2 separate regions of the Homo sapiens genome follow, and region 2 is linked to region 1. The links are chromatin contacts, found by POLR2A ChIA-PET in ENCODE. All regions are on one chromosome and are shown on one strand. The core of a region is the stretch at or near the end of the contact, and the rest is flanking DNA. Distances in the headings are between cores, read along the strand shown. Region 1 overlaps NFIA-AS2 (NFIA antisense RNA 2). Region 2 overlaps NFIA (nuclear factor I A).

Region 1 (3,378 bases), core at 166-2,665:
AGTGGGAGGTAATTGAATTATGGGGGAGGTTACCCCATGCTGCTGTTATTGTGATAGTGAGTGAGTTCTCAAGAGTTATGTTGGTTTTATAAGGGGCTTTTCCCACTTTTGCTTGGCACTTCTCTTTCCTGCCATCATGTGAAGAGGGTTGTGCTTCCTTCCCCTTCTGCCATGATTGTAAGTTTCCTGAGGCCTCCCCAGCCATGCAGAGCTGTGAGTCAATTAAACCTTTTTCTTTATAAATTACCCAGTATTGGGCAGTCCTTTATAGCAATATGAGAACAGACTAATACATATGCCTAAATATCTGAAAAGGCCTGAAAGCTGACTGAATTGTTAAGTTCATGAGGGCAGGGCTGGTGTGCCTATCTTGTTTAATATTGTTCCTAGCAGAATGATGAATACTAAATAAATATTTGTTGATGAAATAATGGACAACTTTTACCCTACCCTTAGGAATTAGCAAACTCAAGTAGCTGAGAATAATTCTAGAACCACTTTTTATGAAGTTCTCTAGAGTGGACAACATTTTTTCCCTGAGTACAACTAACAAACCAAATGTCAGGAGGGGAGGTTGTCATAAGCCATTCACTCTGTTCCTTTGTTCATTTGATGAATAAAATTCCTTTTTATTTAGAATAGAGGTAGAATTTTTTTAATCCTGGACTCTGGCATGGTGTTTGAGTCCCCAGAATCACTAGCTCAGACTGACAGACATGTTATCCTTCCTGCTTAAACACTTTCCTTAATAGATGGCGTCTGGTGCCCTTAAACGCAAGTGCATTCCCACATGGGAGAGTGGCCATATTTCAGCTGTAGTGATGGGGTGGGCAGTGCTCTGTCAGATCAATTATGTACAAAGGTCATCTTCTCTAAGGTTCTCTCAATTTTTTTTTCTCCTGACAGTTCACCTTGTGCCCAACCTTCTGTCTCCCTGAGTCAGACCTGCAGACGATTGCATGCCACCAGCTGTCTTCACTCCTGAGAACATGACACAAAGGAATGCTCCCTGTCAAGTTCTTCATTATCCTTCTGATGAATTTCCCCTGGTTTAAACAAGTTGGTGGTAGACAGACCTTTCTCGCATTTTCACAGACGTGCCAGGAGGAAACCCAGCGTCTCTCAGTTTCCTTTAAATATATGAGGTGGTATCTTATTGTGACCTCAACTTTCTTCTGTTTTCTATTCACCTCATTTTCTATTTCTTCTGAAGTAGTAATGCCACTTTGACCACAGTGAACAGGGCAAACCACCCCTGGGGCTGTTTAGAAGAGCAGGGAGTTCTCTGCCAGTGTCTTCTCTCTTCTGTCTGGGTCAGCCTGGGCAGTGGTCAGGGGAGCTGTCTGGCTTCCTAGCAGGTGTTGTTGTTTGTGAAACTTTATAAAACCCTCTCCTGGGGTGTGCAGAGGAGATGACGGCATCACATTCTGTTATTTCAGTGAAGTTTTTGTAGTCTGACTTGGCAGAAGCCGGTCAAAACATAATGAAAGCAGCTGGCAGGGGGGCACCATGTGGGAGTATCAGAAAGGCAGCAGCTCCTGTCCACTTCCAAAAGTGTAAAGTGGCAAGTCAGGTCAGCAATTTCCCCAGTTACATTCAGGATGTGGCCACTTCTTCATGTTGCTAACTTATACTTGATCTGAGCTAACATTATCGCTCCATCTGAAGTCCTGCAGTGGCCTCCCCTCTTGTCTCCCTGCAACTTCTTGTCCCCTCCAAACAGTAGTCAAAATTATGTTTTTATAATGCAAATCATTGAAAATAGTTCAAATGCTTCCATGGCTTCCTCTCTTAATTAGAATGAAACCTAATTTCTTGTGATGACCTGCCAGGCCCCCGAGACTTCACTGCCCCTCCTTTCAGACCTCCTCTTCTACCATTCCCTCACTCATCACTGCAGCCTCCTCCTCTTCTGTGGAGGCATCAAGTCCATTCCTGCCTTATGGCCTTGGCACTCGCTATTTCTCCTGCCTAGAAGGTGTTTTAACCAAACCTTTGCAAGGTTAGTACCTTCTTGTCCTTGAAGCCTCAGCTTATAGGCAACTTTCTTGGGTGAAACCTACCTGACCACCCAATATAAAGCAGACCCTCCCATTTTGCCCTGGTTTATTTTCTTCACTGTACTTCTCTCTTGCAGGATTCTTCTTATTTATCTTATATGTTCCTCTATTATCATCTGCTGTCTCCGAAAGAAATTATTCCCATGACAGCCTTTTTTGATCATCACTATATCCTCAGGGTTAAAAAAAATGCTTGTGGTACCGTCGGAGCTTAATAGGTATTTGTTGAACATTTGAATGAATGGATGTAGTCTTTGCATTCTTCTGTGTCTTCTTAGACTGCCACCTGTATTTTTCATTTATACTTTCTTTAAGACGTAGTTGATTAGAGTTTAGGACCTGGATTCTGACAACATTGTGTTCAGGGTCCCATTTTGCTGCATGCTAACTGAAGAACCCTTGGGCAAGTTAACTCTCCAAGCCTCAGTTAACTGATCTCTACAATGGGGATACTAATCATAGGGCCAACTTCTAAACTGGTTGTGAAGATCAACTGGTGTAATACTTGGTTGGCCCCTGACACACAGCAATTGCTGATTAAAAATAAAAATTTGGCCAATTTATGCAGGGTAGAGTGTATTCAACTCAAAGCCTTGAGAGGAAAAATAGAGGTCCACAGAAAATTTTAAATTATAGGCCTTGGTGCTAGAGTTATCTGGATTGTTTTTTTAAAATTTATTTTATTACAGGGTCTCACTGTGTCACCCAGGCTGGAGCACAGTGGTGCAACCATGGATCCCTGCAGCCTTGAGCTCTTGGGCTCAAGCAGTCCTCCCACTTCAGCCTCCTGAGCAGCTAGGACTACAGGTGCATGCCATCATGCCCAGCTAATTTTTTTTTTTTTTGCATTTTTTGTACAGACAGGATTTTACCATGTTGCCCAGGTTGGTCTTGGCCTTCTGGGCCCAAGTGGTCCTCCTGCCTCAGCCTCCCAAAATGCTGAGATGACAGGCATGAGCCACCAGGCCCAGCCGAGATCTGGGTTCTAATCCTAGTGCCACCATTTGAGTGTCTTCTTTAGTTTTTGATTCCTTCTTTGTAATGTGGAGAAACTTATGCACTCCTTGTAGGGTTGAGGTGAAGATTAGAGGTCATCTTTACCAAAAGGCCAAGCTGGTGCCTGGATTTGGGCTCAGTAAGCAGCAGCCACTCTGACTGTGTCCTTGCTTCCTGGGTGGTGAGGTTTGCAGTGTGGAGAGGCAGAAGGGAAGCAGACAATCTAGCAATCTGTGGAAATTTTTTTCGAATGCTTTGATAAGCTCAGGCCCAGGGGCTGTCTCATTTGACTTCCTCTTACTCACCTTCCTGTCTGGTTGGC
Region 2 (3,312 bases), core at 412-2,911, 440 kb before region 1:
AAAAAATTCCCCTCCAAAGAGAGCAATAAAACCCATTTTATTTTCAATTTTTTCAAAATAGTTTCATGAAGAGACCTGCCTTAAGTCCTATAAAATTCTGATCAAAATGCAAAACTGGGCATTTGACAGTTATATAGGGTGTCAGGACTATTACAAAAATGGTTAATAATTTAGAAGTCAGATGCTTGATGCTGGTGATCAGCTCAGTTTTTTCATTGTTTCCCAAGAGGCCTCTATTCAACCAACGACAACAGTTCACATTTAGTCCCCAATCAAAATTCGGTTGAAGGAGATTCTGCTGTCCCAGGCTTTTACATTTAAGCTTAATAATTCTACAGAGGCAGTCTCACTCCCCCATCAACATTTACTTATATATTTAGTACTTATATATTTAGTATTGCTCCTCAAAGACTACCTCGTCTGACGATCAGAATGCTGTGCTTTCTTGCCAGCAACCTTGCCTTTGCGTTATTTCTGAGTGGGCTGAGAGTCCATAAGTGAATGCTTTAGAATAAGCCAAGCAAATGAATGTACAAGCAAAAAGAAAAGAGGCACCATATTGATTTGTTGTCTAGACAGAAATGTATCTGCTAACACATCACCAGACATTAGTCAAAGCTGCCTGTTCTGGCGCAGATATGCAGAATCAGGTATTTCTGCAAGTGAAAAAAATCGGTGACAGGATGGTGTGACATACTATCCTAAATTGGCCAGTAATAATTATGGCTAGTCTGTGACTTCATGCACAGTTATTAGTAGAAAAGGAAAATCAAATTTGGCTTTATGCTGGTCGTTGTTTATTATTATTGGCCTTGAGATACAGCTTTCCACTGTAAACATCTAATCCTATATTTGAAATAAAATTTCTGATTTTTAAAAATCACTTTTACATTTGGAATGCCATTTCAAATTGTGATTATTTGGTTTATTTGAGGAAAAATAAAAACATTCATGTGAAGCTATTGAACACTGTTTAGCTTTATACCAAGATAAGTGGGAAAGATAATGACTTGCAGAAATAACAAACCATAATAAACTGTACTTTCAGCATCTTGAGTTCAAGTACTGGTCAACTTGATCTAAAGTGTTACAAGACTGTATTTTTCAAAAATATCAACTTAGTTGATCTGAAACATCTGTCCCCTTCATCTCCCTACCTTTCTCTACCACCCCAAATCATTATTTAAAACTACTTGGTCTTTCTATTTTGTTAACTGTATGAGCCCTGGGGTTAGAATGCACGAGGTGGAATGATCAGCCCACAGAACTTAGAAGGTTATATAGTTCACCCTTGAGCTGATTTATATCCATAAACTTGACAGTTGCAAACTTAACACAAACACTGTTTTTAAACCCTGACTAATCACTCTTAGACCAAGTTAACTTTCCCACAATCTAGAATAAATATGACATTTGCCTGCAGTCAGTCAGCACAACATTAGAGCACAACGTCACATGATCATAAGGTCTCCCCTTGTTATTTTTATATTCGGCTAACATTTCTAAAGAAATGGAAAAAAAGAGGTTTCCTTACATTGAGGAACCCCACCTGTCCAGCCTGCTGACCAGCATCAGGGCAGACAAGTTGGACAAATTCTTTCAGCGTCTCCTGAGGGTGATAGCGGATGGCTGGGTGTGAGAAGTAAGGCCCAGGCTGCTGGATAATGGGTGATGTCGGGAAATGAAGAGTCGATGGTGTTGCATGCGGACTTGCTGCAGGAAAAGAAAACATCAGGGTTATGAAAAGAAAGACCTGCTTTGTCATAGCTGAACCCGATTCAACTTCCTCCTTTATTTCTCTTCCTGGCCCGATTCACAATATTGCTCATGTGACTGAATTTAACACTGGATAGGTCTGACAGATTTTCTTCCTTAAGGCTCTAAGACAAACACGGAGGTTAGATTAGGGTAGAGTTTCAAGCTGTCTTTCTATTTTCAGTGGACATGAGTTATAAAGGCATTAATAATCCTTGGTGAGGCTGAAGATTATTCATTACCTTAAGAGCCTTTTTAATGAAGCAAGCAATAAAAAATGTATTTGGTAGATTAGACCTGACTTAACTGACATTACATATGACAAATTCTAGTTTGCACATATGGATCCCCTTTCACGCTGAGCTATCCATAGACAATAATTCATTGTTAAACCTCTTATACCCCTTTCAAGGAAATTTCTAGGGACTAATTCAGGATGAAAATTTTTTGAAGTATGTAGTAAATGATCACTTAATGAGCCCATGCAATTTGGGTGCCTCACTTTACACGGATGGTTTATGTCGCCTTCAGATGCCATTTCAAAGACAAACTCAGAAATGCACATATGTTACAGCAGGGGAACCCACAGGGTAAGCAGGCAGTGACCCCTGCTAAAATGTTGGCCCTGTGCCCATAAAAACTGATAAAAGACTCAGACAACTACTGCTCCCTTACATTTGAACCCTGGTAAATTTCATGTGAACAAGAAGATTACATTAGATTAAAAAAACTTATGTGAGGTGCCTAATAACTTCTCTAAGAGAACTTTTGCCCTTGAATTAGAAGGATGATTGATAAAACTGGCTGGAGGATAAGAGCAGTGCATGGGAAGGTTGCAGATATTCAAACCAAGTCAAGCCAAGATAGCAGCAGCTCTTGCTTCTCAATGAGAGCCAGAGAAACCTCTCCCAAATTAGAGGAGATGAAAGTATTTATCTTTCCTTTCTTCGGTTTAAATCTTTAAACTGAAAATCACAGGAATGTCCACATTTTGGAAAATAAGACCTTTCCAATACCAAGAATGACTCATAATACTGAAGAGAAACTCAGTAAGACAGGCCATCACTTCTACCACTATCCCACTTGCATGGCTAAAGGCTGTGAAAAAGAATGCATCTGTATTAGTTGCTGGGCATAGGTTCTTTGTTCCCTACCGGGATCTCCTCATGATTGGGGCACTTTCTGACTAATGACTGAAATGGCTCATGCTATGGGGTTCAGAGTGACATCTGTAGTTTTCAAAAAGACTGGAAATGGGCGATTGGAGGGGAAGCAACTTTCCAATCCATGTCTTGCAGGTGGTCTGGTGCAACCCTTTAATTTATGCAATCTTTAATCTGCCCAATAAATATTCATAGGCTCCTACTATGGGCTCAAGAAACAAATCTGAGCCAAAACAGATGAAATTTTGCCATCGGTCATACAATTGAGGATGTCTCAAACATAACCTATTTGAATCAGAATTTTCATTACCTTCTCCTCTCAAGCTTACACTTCTCCCAGCCTTCTCCATCTTCGTAAATACCTTTTCAACCCACTGCAATATCCCCAGAACTG

Evidence for each region. ChIA-PET counts read pairs that join two places held with the same protein, here RNA polymerase II (POLR2A).
Region 2: POLR2A ChIA-PET joins it to region 1 with 15 read pairs in A673. The contact joins two enhancer-like sites. POLR2A ChIA-PET finds 5 or more read pairs at or near these places in 2 of 52 experiments (A673 and MCF 10A).

The regions. Positions count from the first base shown.
Region 1 is chr1:60,961,333-60,964,710 of GRCh38, reverse strand. NFIA-AS2 (NFIA antisense RNA 2) reads left to right here. Exons shown (of 7, transcript NR_110617.2): 2 at 907-1,145. Among named protein-coding and RNA genes, the nearest start is that of NFIA-AS2, 7.7 kb to the left of the region's middle. Within about 2 kb of position 1,415, at least 2 of the 41 ENCODE cell types and tissues checked have a DNase peak (open chromatin) inside an H3K27ac peak, as active enhancers do.
Region 2 is chr1:61,402,505-61,405,816 of GRCh38, reverse strand. It overlaps NFIA (nuclear factor I A), which reads right to left. Exons shown (of 11, transcript NM_001134673.4): 8 at 1,535-1,713. Among named protein-coding and RNA genes, the nearest start is that of NFIA-AS1, 150 kb to the right of the region's middle. Within about 2 kb of position 1,661, at least 7 of the 41 ENCODE cell types and tissues checked have a DNase peak (open chromatin) inside an H3K27ac peak, as active enhancers do.